2 separate regions of the Mus musculus genome follow, and region 1 is linked to region 2. The links are chromatin contacts, found by Hi-C or POLR2A ChIA-PET in ENCODE. All regions are on one chromosome and are shown on one strand. Each heading gives the region's core, a stretch centred on a gene start or an enhancer-like site at or near the end of the contact. The rest is flanking DNA. Distances are from core to core; before and after follow the strand shown. Region 1 holds the start of Gna12 (guanine nucleotide binding protein, alpha 12). Region 2 overlaps Gna12 (guanine nucleotide binding protein, alpha 12).

The links. Hi-C counts contacts between places; a loop is a spot of excess contacts on that map. ChIA-PET counts read pairs that join two places held with the same protein, here RNA polymerase II (POLR2A).
Region 1: a map of heart shows a loop between it and region 2 (2.9-fold over the local background). The contact joins the promoter of Gna12 here to the enhancer-like site in region 2. A Hi-C loop is called at or near these places in 10 of 37 maps with a recorded cell type or tissue (adrenal gland, heart and left cerebral cortex). POLR2A ChIA-PET finds 5 or more read pairs at or near these places in 2 of 5 experiments (Patski and embryonic stem cell).

What each region holds. Positions count from the first base shown.
Region 1 is chr5:140,828,440-140,836,077 of GRCm38, forward strand. Gna12 (guanine nucleotide binding protein, alpha 12) reads right to left here and starts at 1,992. Exons shown (of 4, transcript NM_010302.2): 1 at 1,555-1,992. The coding sequence starts at 1,857.
Region 2 is chr5:140,788,637-140,795,411 of GRCm38, forward strand. All of the region lies in intron 1 of Gna12 (guanine nucleotide binding protein, alpha 12), which reads right to left. Among named protein-coding and RNA genes, the nearest start is that of Gna12, 38 kb to the right of the region's middle. Within about 2 kb of position 2,400, at least 1 of the 3 ENCODE cell types and tissues checked has a DNase peak (open chromatin) inside an H3K27ac peak, as active enhancers do; it is heart, where a contact is called at or near this core.

The DNA of each region.
Region 1 (7,638 bases), core at 742-3,241, 39 kb after region 2:
CTAGCCTCAAACCGTCCATGCAGCTAAGCCTTGAACTTAAATCCTCCTGCCTCTACCTCCACAGTGCAGGAGAATCTCAAAATGCAGGAGAATGCTACCTTGACCAGTTTATCCCACACTCAACCCAGGGCCTTATGCACATTGGAAGAGACTTACAGAGCTACAGGCCCAGTTCTCCACAACTTTCTTTTTGACCCTTCTGCAAAGACTCACTGTATTAACACTGATCCTAGACTCTGTCAACATGACTGTTTCTTTCACATATACGGCACAGAATATAAAAGGCACAAGGGACAGGACCTTGAGTTCATTACCACATGAGGATTATTGCATCTAGTTCAAACAGACAAAACAACTATGCAACAATGAAGGACACGTGGACCCTGAATGACATGAGAAGGCTTCTGGAAGGTTCTTTGTTTTTGTGTTTTGCAGTGTAGAGGTTGGACGCCTTGGGCTTGTACTTGCTAGACTGGTGCTTTCCCACTGAACCATATTCCTAGTCTAATTTTTTTTTTCCTCTTCCTTTTTTTAGTTCTATAATGGTCCTGTACATATGCTTTTAAAGCAGGTTTAGTGTCACATACCAAGATGTTTTCTAATACAACTATATATCTTGGATTAACTTGGAGACTGGGGTCGGGGTGAGGCCGGGGGTACAGGTAGGGAGGTGGTTAGGGACGAACACGATTGGCACAGAACTGACCCTTGTTTCAATGCTGGGTAGTGGGTGTCTCGAAGCTCCTTCTAACATCTCACCTAACTTGGTGTGTATGTTAAATCACCATACTAAAAGGTTTAAAGAACAAAGTATGGGTGGCACATGCCTGTAATCCTACCACTGGGGAGACGGGTCAGAAGGATAAGGAGTTTAAGGTCAGCCTTGTCTACATGGCAAGGCCAGCCTGGGCTTCATGACTCCCTATCTCAAAAATACAAACACTGGCAACTTAGTCTAGTTAGTAATGTCCTCCCTAGCACGCATGAAGTTCTGGATTCAATCCCAGCACTACACGAACAAAGTATGGTGACACAGCGCCCTCCTCCTCTGTAATTCCAGGATTTGAGAAGTTGAGGAGAGAAAGGATCAGGAGTTCAAGGTCATTCTTAGCTACAGAGTGAGTTCAAGGCCAGTCTGGGGTATATGATATAATGTGTGTGTGTGTGTGTGGTGGGGGGAATAAAATGGTCAATTCTCATTTACAAATAAAAAACGAAGGCTGATGTCCTCCAACCTACACTATAAACTTTGCATGCTGGAGGGACAGGGAGAGTTGGCGACCCTCAATCCACGTGTCCAGCCCTAACACCCTATTTGTAACCCAAGTCCCTGAGAGTGGTCCAGCTTGCATTCCCACGGTCCCCAAGCGTCCAGGGCTCTGCAAATCTATCGCGCCCCTGGGAGGTCACGGGAGTAACCCCAACTGCATTGCTTGAGGTCCCTATTGGAAGGGAGGGGCGCCGGGTGGCAGGGTCGCGGGTCCGTGGAGAACAAAGGGGGCGGGGCCCGCGCGCCACCTGGACCAGGTGTGTGTGGGCGGGGCCGCGCGTCACCTTAAGGATGTTGTCGAAGATGGTGTCGCGGAACTCCAGCAGCGCCTTCTGGTCGAACTCCCGGCCGTGGATGATGCGCATCTGCTTGAGGAAGGTGGACTTGCCGCTCTCGCCGGCGCCCAGCAGCAGGATCTTGACCAGCCGCCGCACCGCGCGCCGCTCGCGGGCCAGCAGCGCGTCGATGTCGCGGCTGCGCCGTCGGGCCTCGCGCTCCGCGTCGCGCGCCGCGCCCGCCCTGCGCTCGCGGGCTCCGGCCTCGGCCGGCAGCAAGCAGCGGCTAAGGGTCCGCACCACCCCGGACATGGCCGCCCTCAGGCCGCGGCCGCGCCCCGCTGGGGCCCGCGCGCCATGGACGCCCCTCAGCCGGCGCGGCCCTGCCGGGCCAGGCGCCGCCCCGCCCGCCGCTCCCTCAGGCTGCGTCCGCCGCCGCCGCCCCGAGGCCCTCACTCGCCGGGCCGGCTGAGGGGCGGAGGGGAAGGCGCGGAGGGCGGGGCGGCGCCGCGCAGAAACTCTTTTATTGGTTGGGAAGTCTTCTATCTTGGGCAGCGCGCTTTTTTACTGGACAAGCGTGCCTTGGAGGAGGCGGGCACTCCTGTGGTCCTTGGGGCGGAGCCGGTGCCGAAAAAGGCGGGATCTTTTCGATGAGGGAGCTTCTTATTGGACTGCTGAGCAAACTTCTTTCTTTCAGAATGAAAGGGAGGTGGGGCCATTGAGGAGGAGGAGCTGAAGCCCTTCGCAACCAATTAGAAGTGCTCTGATCGTTTGTCAGTCACAATAACTACGCTTGGGATTGGAAGTTGTGGGAAATGGGGCGAGGCCAAAAGTGCCAGGTGTACAGAGTGACTCTCTGCCTTGATTCCCAGGTTGGTCCGGCTGTGAGCCCAAGATGTGGCTGCAAAGTTGGGAAATAGCGATGAGGTCCTCCTGCTCTTAAGTTTAGGGAGAAAGCTCAGTCGTTTTCCTTCCAAAAACATTGAAGCAGGGTGGGTCATCATTTTCAAACAAAAGCTGCTTTGAGTGTTACATGGGCCCCAAATAAGGAGAAAACAAACAAACAAAATTATTGTATGGGTCTCCCTAGGCACTTTCTTAAAATATGATTAAGGGGAGATGGTTCAGTGGGAAAGAACTGTGAAAGTGTGAGGACATGAGTTCAAATTTCCAGTTGTGCCTGTAACCCCACCTCTCAAAACCCAAGATAAGACCAATTCCAGTAACTTGCTGTGCAGCTATCCTAGCCCCAATGATAAGCTTAAGGTTCAGTGAGAGAAGCTGTTTGAAACGTTACAGAGGGGAGGCAGTTGAGCGACTTCTTGGCCTTTGTATGTATGTGCACTGGCGCGCGCACACACACACACACACACACACACACTTGCACACACATGCACGAGCGCGCACACACACATCTGTGTTTGTCATAATCACTCAGGCAGTTTGATGTGGAATAGTGGTCTGAAGTGTGGTGTCTGAAGGGTGTTGGTGCTGCATGGAGAATCATTACAGAAGCAAGAGAATTGAGATGAGTTTGAAGCCAGCCAGGGCTACATAGTAACTCTCTCACCATCTTGGCTAGAGATGATGTTGCAAGAGGAGGTCAAGCTTGTGTGATATAATCCCAGTATTGAGAGAGCCCGAGACAGGAAAATATGGAATTTGAGGCCAGCCTGGACTAAAGCTTGACTCTGTCTCAAAATGTTTTTTTTCAATATGTGTACCTGTTCCATATCCCACTTTCTATTACAAACAGAAGACAACCTTTGGTGTTGGCCCTTGCCTTCCACCTTGTGTGAGGCAGGGTTTCTTATTGTTTGCCATTGCATATGCTGGGGTAGCTGGCTCAGAAACTGAAGATAGCCCATCTCTACTTCCCATCTTGCTTGGAGTACAGATGCCTGCTACTGCGTCTGGCTGTGTGTGGATTCTAGCGAATCTGAACACAGGTCCTCACTCCTTTGAAGCCAATGCTGTACCCACTAAGGGATCACCCCAGCTCACGGTTTATTGTCTTTTAAGAGAGGTCTCATTTATCTCAGGCTGGGAAAATTACAGCCAAGGATGACTTTAAACTCCTGATCTTCCCGCCTTTGCTTCCTAAATGCATGCCATGACACCTAAGAATATGTTTCTAAGACAGAAAATGGGGGAATCTGAACCCATGGACTAGAGTTCAAACCTTATTCAGTTTTAAAAACCTAAATTAATTCACAGTTTTCGGCAAATGCTCCAGACATTTACAAATAACTTTATAAATAGCTTGATGCTGGTGTTTATAGAATCATTAACTATTTTAAAGGGCCATTTAGCTTTTTTTTTTTAGTGACACATTGTGGTGTTTTATGGGAGAAATTATATACTGTTGATAGTATCTAATTTGGGACTTTGACAAGGGTTCTGGCCATATCCTTCACATTTGCTAAAAGGCTAAAGTGCTTGAAATAAACACGTGTATCCATGCACTCCATAATAGTCTCTTAATTACCCCTGGCATTTATATGGCATGCTGTAATTTCTAAAGTGCTTTACATACATTATCTGATGTCATCTGTTCTCTCCACACCGCTGGGAGAGAGGCAAGTTACAGGGTAGCTCTAATAAAACAATCGGAGGGCTGGAGAGATGGCTGGCTCAGTAAAGTGCCTGCCAGAGCAAGCGGGGACCCCTGACTTTTGATTCCCCAGAACCTATGGAAAATGCCCGGGTGCTAGTGTGTGGCTCCAATCCCTAGTGGAGGTCAGGAGAAGAGAGAGAGAGAGAGAGAGAGAGAGAGAGAGAGAGAGAGAGAATATCATTCTGGAAGCTTACTGGCCAGCCAGGCCAGCTGAATCAATGAGTTTCAGATTCTCCTGTGTCTAATTTGCTCTTCTGTACTCGTGATGACAGACCATGACCAAAAGCAACTTGGAGAGGAAGGGGGTTATTTTAGCTTACAGTTACAGTTTACCACTGGAAGCCAAGGCAGGAACTCAAGGCAAGAGGTTGAAGCAGAGACTGTGGAATACTACTGCCCACTGGCTTGTTTGCCTGGCTCCTGCTCAGCTAGCTTTCTTATAAAACCCAGGGCCACCTGTCCAGGGCTGGCACTGCCCGCAGTGGGCTGGGCCCACCTATGTTACATTGGTCTACAGAAGATGCCCACAGGCCAGTCTGATTCCTTTTCCCCCAAATCTGTCAAATGACAACTGAAGCTAACCATAACTGTATCAAAAGGAAAGAAAGGGAAATGATTGAAGAAAGATATTTAAAGTTGAGCTCAGACATCCACATATGTACATTTGCATGTGTGTGTGCGCGTACACACTACAAGTACATATTCACACACACACTCAAACATACCATACCCACCCCCCAAAGAATGCTGAGTTCCAAGCACTACCAGTGATTCTTAGGTGTAAGTATGGTTTGTCAATAGCAGAACCTGAACAGGAAGCCTGACCTGCTGCCTGCTTCATATAGTCTGTGGGTTCAGGGCGTGTAGGAGAGTTTGGAAGTTTTGCTTTACCATTTAGGGATGTGTGCCTTGGAATGAGTCATTTAACATCTCTGAAATGTGCTTTTCTTATCTGTAAATCAATGAGGACAAAAATGGAGCCTTGGGGTTGGAGAGATGGCTCAGTAATTAAGAAAGCTGGCTGTTTTTCTCTCTGGACCCAGGTTCCATTCTCAGCATCCATACAGCAGCTTGCAACTATCTGTAACTCCAGTTTTATGAGATCTGATGCCTCAGCAGGCACCAGGCATGTACATGGCTCACAGGCATACATGTAGGCAAAACACCTGTACATGTAAAACTAAAGTAGTAAAGAAAAAATATGTACCGCTGTTGCAGAGAATCTGAATTCAATTTCTAGCATTCCCAATGCGTAGCCCACAGCTGCCTGTCTGTGAGTATACACACACACACACACACACACACACATATACACATACACACACGCACATGCATATATACATATACACATATGTACACACATGTATACATACACACATGTACACACATATATACACATATACACATACACACACGTGCACACACATATATACATATATACACATACACACATGTACACACGCATATACATATATATATATACATATACACATGTACACACATATACATATATACACATACACACATATACATATATATATATATACATACACACATGTACACACATATACATATATACACATACACACATGTACACACATATACATATATACACATACACACATGTACACACATATACATATATATACATACACACATGTACACACATATATACACATACACATATGTACACACATGTATACATATACATGTATACACATATACATATGACATATATACATATACACACATGTACACACATATATACACATGCACATATGTACACACATGTATACATATACATTTATACACATATACATATGTACACACACACACACACATATATATATATATACACATATGTACACACAAAGAGACATATACACATGTACTAAGTAACAATCATCTAAGAAATGGACCTTGATAAATCTTAAGTTTGCAGAGAGAAAGGTTTAGCTGGGAGTTGAGGTGGTCCAGTGGGTAAAGTGCTTGCTGTACAAGCACAAGGACTTGGATTTGAATTTTATTGCCCATGTCATGTCAAAAAGCCAGAAGTGGCAGCACAAACCTGTAATCTTAGCATGTCCAAGGTGGAGGGCGGATGGTGGTAATGGTGATGGCTTTTGTGAAGATGGTGATGGTGACAGTGATGGCAATGATGGTGACTGTGGTGATGGTGTCTGTGGTGATGGTGATTGATGGTAACAGTGGTGATAGTGATGATGGTGGTGGTGACAGTGATGGTGACAGTTGTGATGGTGACAATAGTGATGATAGTGATGGTGGTGGTGACAGTGAGGATAGTGATGGTGACAGTGATGAGAGTGACAGTGGTGAGGGTGACAGTGGAGATGGTAATGGTGACAATGGTGACAGTGATGATGGTGACAATGGTGATGGTGACAATAGTGATGACAGTGATGGTGGTGGTGACAGTAGTGACAGTGGTGGTGACAGGGAGGATATTGGTGATAAAGGTAGAATTAGTGAATTGTGGTACCACAAAAATTAAAAATGCTGCACAAAGAAATCTGAATTGTCACTGATCAAAGTGAGGAAGCCTCAAAGGCCAAAATGAAAGAGAAATGAGAGTGTGAGAGTTAACCTGTGGAGTTGGAAACTGTTCAGCTGTCCTCAGACACCTGCCGAAGCATCATAGGTCTGCCTTCCTGTGCTCAGCTGAGAGACAAAGGAAGCAGGAGGCCAGGACTACATAACCCTCAAAAGAATGAACTAGCAAGATTGTGTGGTGGTGCAATCATTTGTCAGCACATTAAGTCCTGAGGAAAGAGACAGATGCTCAGTGTCACTGCGTTGTTGGTGCTTCACTAGTTTGGGACAAGGACTCACTGTGTAACCTGTTGGGGATTGGTTCTAATGTTTGCTTTAATCGGGAACCTGCATGTCCAAATTCTGAAGGTCCTTATTCCCAGTTGGGTTTTGGTCAATCAATAAAGATGCCAGTGGCCAATGGTTGGGCAATGGGAGACAGGGTGGGATCCTTGAATTTGTGTGGGTTAGGAACTGGGGAAAAGGTGAGACAGAGGATTGCCATGATGTGGTACGAGATGGATCAGATTTAGAGCTGCAGGAGAGAGAGAGCCAACGAGCCATGTGAGATTTCGGATATGTGGCCACTGGCCACTTCCCCAATTGGGCCTAGGGTAGCAGGCAGAGGATTAGAAGTGCTCAGCTATTGAGCTAGGTGGCACATTAAAATAAGCTGGTGTGTGTGTGTGTGTGTGTGTGTTTCATTCCCAGATCCAAAGAATCCATGGGTGAGTGGCTGGAAGCACAACCTGCCGGGAGCAAAAAGCAGAGTAGCTAAAAGCTCATGTTGCAGAAGCTGAGGCAACTCTTATAAACAAAAACATTTAGCTGGGGCTGGCTTACAGTTCAGAGGTTTAGTCCATTGTCATCATGGCGGGAAGCATGGCAGTGTGCAGGCAGGCATGGTGTTGGAGAAGGAGCTGAAA
Region 2 (6,775 bases), core at 1,150-3,649:
TGTTCATTTCCTGGCTCTGCTACTGTACTGTAATTATGTGTGTCACAACAGTGGAGAATGCTGGCTGACACTGCTCAGACTAGCTTGGCAACTTCCTGCAAACCTATCATTATTTCAAATAAAAACGCTTTAGAAAGTTCACCAGCAACCATAGCAATTTATGCTCCAATGATGGATCAGGGGACAGGAACTAGAGAGTCAGAGCAGAGAACAGGAAAAGGTGAGGCTCCTGAAGTTCTTAAGTCCTAACGGGAGCTGGGTCTTCAGCAGATGGTGAGTATGGTGGTGGGGAAGTCGCTTGGGGCTACTGTGTCTGAGCAAGCCCTCCACTCTCCTGCCTCACTGCTCAGCTGACCGCTGCCTCCGGGGCCTTCCTGCCTCCTGCTTTCTCAGATCACACTGTCTTGTCTCTACCTTCCCCAAAGGACAAAACCCTGAAGGCTGACAGGAACAGAGATGACTCCTACTTTGCACACTATGTACAACAAAACCTAACCTGAGCATGCACAGAGGCCCCTTTGTTGAAATCAGGAGGGGGACCCCTGTTCTGCCAGGCAGTGGCAGCCTGCGACTGGCAAAATAGCTGGGACAGGATTTCAGTCTCCAGCTAGCTTGGACACAGAAGCCAACCCACCCAACAGATGACATGCATAGCCCTACTATGTTACTTTGTAGCATCTGGCCCTGTTGTTTTGTTTTCTGAGACAGAGTCTTGTGACACAGCCCAAGTTGGACTTGAACTCTCAGAGATCCTCTTGCCTCTACTTCCCAAGGCCAGCTACAAAGGTATTTTTTCAGGTGTTATATTCATATGATAGAGAATTTAGCTTAGTGAGGGGTATGATGTCACTCAACAAAAATCTACAACCCAGGTCAGGTTGTAATGGCAGACTTCTTATCTAGGCATTTGGGAGGCTGAGGCAAGAAGATCAAGTTCAAGGACAGCCTGGGCAATTTAGGGTTAAATTTTATCTCAAGAAACAAAAGCACAAACACAAAAGAGATGGCTGATCCTCACAAAGGGTCACTTTTTTCTGTAGCAGAAACAAAAGCTTTGCCTGAACTGACTCACAGGTCCTGGAGCCTTCCCTTCCTCTGCACTGCTGGGGATACTGGCTGGGCTTCAAGTGTGCTTGCAGGGCCTGGGAGATGGCCACCAAGCCTGGTGACCCCAGTTCAATCCCTGGGATTCACATGGTGGAAGGAGAGGGGTGACTCCTGCAAGTTGTCCTGTGACCTCCATGTAAATGCTATGGGACAAATATTTAAACAATTCAGATAGGACACCAACATACACACACAATTAAAAAAAAAGACAAAAGAAAACATCTTAGAGGGGGTAAAAAAAAAAAAAGAACCAAGGAGAGGTACCAGTGTCTTAGAAGTTAAGATACTCGCCTGAGTGTGGTGGGTGGTGGTACAAGTTTGTAATTCCAAAATTTGGGAGGCAGAGGCAGGAAGATTGTGAGTTAAGGCCTACCTGAGCTCCAAAGCAAGCTTTTGTTGCTTCCAAAAGCCCAATGTGGAGGTGAGGGACTGCATAGTATAACACTATGACAGTATCTGCCACCATCTTCTTTTGAAATAAAAGACCAATTTCCAGCTGGGCAATGAATGGTAGTGCACATCTTTGATTCCAGCACCTGGAGGCAGAGGCAGGAGGCTATCTGAATTGGAGGTCAGCCTGGTCTACAGAGTGAGTTGCAGGACAGCCAGAGCTACACAGAGAAATCCTGTCTCAGAAAACAAAACAAAACCAAAATGACAAAAAAGAGGCCAAGTACCTAAATAAGAAAAGTAAAGGAAACCTAAGACCTCTAATACACCTAAAGATGGAAGGAAAGAGAGAGAGAGAGAGAGAGAGAGAGAGAGAGAGGGAGAGAGAAGCCAGAAGCTGACAGACAGAATCTCTAACAGTCAGAGGAAAGCCCCAAGTGACTCTTACTGCAGATTTAATCTGTTGGCAGCTGTACATTTCAGTCAGTTGTGAAAACATAAATAAGGGTCGTAAGCAGTTTGATGACTTCACCCTAAAACAACGGAGCATTTTAAACTGTTCAAAGGGCACCTTTAAGACAACTTACAAATTTAGCCATTTAAATGTTAGGTTGAGAAGAGAGCCCCTGTCTGCTGGGCATGTGGATTTATTTTTCTTTTTTTTAAAAGATGAGGATACAAACTTGAAAATCCTGGTCTCATTTCCAGTGGATTTTTAGCCCCTGGTCACCCAGTCGTTTTACTGTAGCGAGTCCTGACTGAAGTCTTTCCAGAAAACACTAAAGCTACGCTGGACATGGGAGGCTGGCAAGGAGAACTGGCTATGGTGGTGCACAAAGGCCATGCTGGGTTTGCATGTGCTCTCACAGCGCATGTGCACTTGGGAAACTATTGGTTAGAAACCCACAAGGGCTGAGTGGCTAGCTGCTGGCCACCATCCAAATCAATGAGAGGCTGCCAGAAATGTAAACAGGATGCGTTTCTGTAAGTTGATGAATCCGGCAGGCAGAGGCAGCGCCTCTCAGTTCTCTCTGGAACCAGCAGCAGGGATGGTCCCATTTGAAGGCTAGGGTGACAAAAAGCAAAGTGAAGGCAGGCAGGACACCCCAGCCACCCATTTCCAACAAGAGGTGGACGGGACGGACCCCTGGTGGCTCTGTCCACTGCCTCTCTCTGGGATACACAAGCACATTATTCTGCTAGGAAAGCCACCCACAGAGTTCTACCAGCAGCCCAAGGCAAAGAAAAGTGCCAGGCAGTGGGAAAAGAGCCAAAAGGCTAGAATGTGGCTCCCGCTCCCAGGGTGCTTTCAAAGATTCTCAGAGCAGGACAGAGCAGGGCCCTCAGATGAAGTCTAGAGATAAAGCTACAAAGGAAGGTCCTAACAATGGAGGGATAGCCAGAAATTTCACTGATGGGGGGAGGCAAGGCTTAAAGACAGATGATGGGCCAGCTAAAAAATCTGGAACCTCTTTGGTAAGAAATGGGGACAAACAAAAGGTTTTGGAAAAGGGACATGAGGCCTAGCTCTGCCTCCAGATCTGTGGAAGGCGGGGCCTTCCAAGGAGGGACAGAAGGCAGGGCAGACACAGAAGGTGGTCAACTGGGAGCCAAACAAAAGAGAAGGGCGGCTCACTAAGAGAACTCAGCAAGCTGGGAGCAGAGGGGAGATGAGGTTTTAGTGGGTCAGTGGGAAATTCTAATCAAAATTTTCAGAAAATAGATAGACCTAGAGGCCAAACTGGATTTTTTTTTTTTTTTAATTTATTTTTAGCCAAACTGGCTTTTGTTGGGTGAGGTGGCACATGCCTGTGAACCTCACACTGGGGAGGTGGAGGTAGAAATATCAGGGTACGTAACAAAGTGGCTGCCAGCCTGAAAACATGAGAACCTCAAACCCAGCACAAAACCCTAAACTGACATAAAACCTTCAGGATTTAGGACACGCAGAGAAACGGGGCACGATATTCAATGGCCTAGAAAAGGGTTTCTGAAAGTTAAAGAAAGGGGAAGAGAGCAATTCGCTGCCCGCTTGGTTCCCTCAGTTTTCCCAAAGCGGTGTGTGAAAAGCTGGGTGAGAGCTCAAGCCCCATCCTTTAGAGGCTTCCGAAACCCACCACCTGCAGCAGCTCACAGCCAAGTCCTCCTTGCCTGTTCTCCCAGGTGTCAGGCCAGAAACCCTGGAATCTTCTAAACATTTCGCCAAATGTTATAAAGACAAACACGGAGGGGAAAGGAGGCTTTCCTGTTAATGTGCTTAGCACTGACAAGCAAGAGTAAACAAACACCCGACCACTCCAGCCCCATGTGCTCATTCCATGCTTTCTGACTCAAGCCTGTGAAATAATCTCCATGGTATTTTAAAGGAAGGAAATACGATGCAATAGTATAAGTACTAGAATAAACTGTTCATAGCAAACACCTTTGCTTTCATAGGATTTTTGTTCAAAGTAACATAGCCATATACAATCAGGACCACCAAACCTGAGAGAATATGTACAAGTGCTCTCTCTCCAGGCTGAGCTGTATAATATGTTCTTCGGTAAGCACCATAGGTGCAGGCCCTTGCTGGCATGCAGTGTCAACCCAGTAGGTTTAGGGGCAAGTTTTAGGAGAATGATAGGCTGTGAGGAGGCATATGCAGAAGGATAAGTAGTTCGGGGTTATCCTTGGCACAGTTTATTTGAGGTTACAATCAATCAAACAACCCTGGATCATTTCCAGTAGAAGAGTAGAAAAATTGTTCAGGAATCCCCTTGATAGTGGCACCTGTCTGACTTTCTTTGTGAGAAATTACAGCTAGTTAAATTATGAAATTTCTGGGTTGAAATTTATGTATAAAAAGCTAGAAAAATGGCTCAGCTGTTAAGAGTGCTTACTGATGTCGCAGAGAACTGCAGTTCAGTTCAGTTCTCCACACGCATATGTGGGGCTCAACCACCTGGAACTCCAGTTCCAGGAAATCTAACTCTTCTGTGTGTGCATGCTCGGACACGTACACACACACACACACACACACACACACACACACACACACACACACACACATACACACTGTATGCATAGTATGGAGAGCTGGCTCAGCCAGTTAGAGCACGGCCTGCCAAGCCTGACCACCTGAGTTTGACTGGGCTCTGACTTCTGCACATGCACTGCAGCAGGTGCACACCCCTCCACACAGGCAGTTAATAAATGTTTAAAGACATTAAAAAATTCAACATATACACATTTACTTGACACTTTTGATAAGCAGTTCTAAAGCATTCTCCAAAAAAAAAGGAGTTAAAGGCATATGCCACCATGTCTGGATCTAAATTGTTGTTTATCAATCGGTTTTACTGAAATTGTTCTTTATCAATATCTATAAAGCCATCTTCAAACCACAGGCCAAAAATCCCAACAGTACTGAAAGTGCAGCAGGCTCACTAACTCTATCCTGACAGTACAAAGCAGAAAAGCCAGGAAAGTAACAGATATTTGGGTTCTATCCATCAGACAGACTTTCACATTCAATCTTTATATTGGTAGTAAGTAGCCATTCCTAAGTAATAAAGTGATACATAAAGTAATAAGGTCTCTACTTAGTAGTCAAAATGCCTACTGTTGGGAGGCCCAGGCAGCACTTCAACAGAACCATCAAGTCAAGGCATAAAGTGAAATTAAAAACATTCAGCCTGAGTCCAGGAAAGCCTTGAATTTGATGGACAAGCTATCAATAATGACTGTCTATGTGAAACCCTGACTTAAATAAGGTATAAGGGGAAATTAGCTTGCTCATGGTCCTTGTTCCTTGCCTCTAGAACTATACAGCACAGAGTGGGGAAGGTGGGTGAAACACTGTCCAGCAGCTACGAAGCCCCAAGTTCCAGCCTCAGTCCTTCAAAACGCATCTGATAAGACCCTATGGACAAGAGAAAAACTCACAGAAGATAAAATGATTAACAGAGAAAATAAACTCAATGCTAACATAAACATCAGCAAAAATATCCTTGGGCATGTCAGTAAATTCAGGATCAGCACTAAGTGGCCTCTTGCTGAACTGTCACATTGAACAGCATTTCAAGTTAAGTGGCAGGTTTCAGATATAAACAGACTTGGGAGAGTGTGGCTGCTTGGCTCCTTGGAAAATTCTTGGGGGAGGGGGAGAGAACGTAACACCACTTTGGCCATGGCGGAGCTACTGTACATAATTAGATGGGACAGGACTGCTGGCACCCAACTTCTATCTCAGCACTCCAGAGCCTGGGGTTCAAGGCCAGCTTGGGCTATAGTAAGGTCCAGTCTCATACTACTTTCTCTCATCTACTCTGGTATGTTTATGGCTATTTCCTGCAGTTTAGGACTTTAGTAGTAACTTAGGCACCTGCCTTCCATGGACTGGATGGTACCAGCCTAGATAGCTAAGAATGAAAGTCTTAAGCTGTACCTAATTAGCACTTATGGAAGGGCAGGGTTGGTCCTGCAGTTCCAACATCTGTTTCAGGAATCTGCTGATGTATTTTCTTTCCACTCAGCCTCTCCTTCCATCTTTACAGTTATTTCCAATTTTCTACACACCTCAGTCCATGGAAGGCTCAGGCTGGGCTCCATCTGAAAGTATAGGTCTCTGCCATCAGTATGTGTTTGGAAAAATCACTCCAAGAGTCTCTGTAGATTGCCAAAAACAGCTGCCAAAAGGCTAGTCCCCAAAGCCTGTGCCTCGCTTGCAGGCTAACCATGGCTGCAGAGAGTTCCTAGCACTCAGGTTAGGAGACTGCATGTACTTAGGGCTGCAGAGGCTACAGGGGGAGTAACACATTCCATTATGTATCAGGTCTAGCTGTCGGCAAACTACAGCCTCACAGCTGGACGGCTGCAGGTCTTGTAGCTACATTTGTCCCATGATTCTGCTCTCAAAGCCAGCAGCCAGGCATCTGACTGAAGCAAGAACTCATCTGTTTAAATCCCTACAGGTTCCCCATTGGATTCAGCAAAGCCTGGCTTCTGACCTCACTTCCTTCTACTTATCCTGGTGGCCTGTTCTTTCTGCCTGGGGCCTTAGGCTAAGACCCCTCATCCATCTTCCACACACCTTTGCTTTGTTTTTCTCTTTAGCTAACATTCATTAGCTTACTCATTTATCTTCACTAAGTTACTATCTCTCCCCTATTACCTACTGGGATGTCAGCCCCAGGAGGACAGGATTGCTTGCCATGTCCCCTCCCATGTCCCTTGGCCTATCACACAGCAGATGCCCTTGTGACAGGAAGAATGAAAGGTTCTTGGGGTTATCACTTGC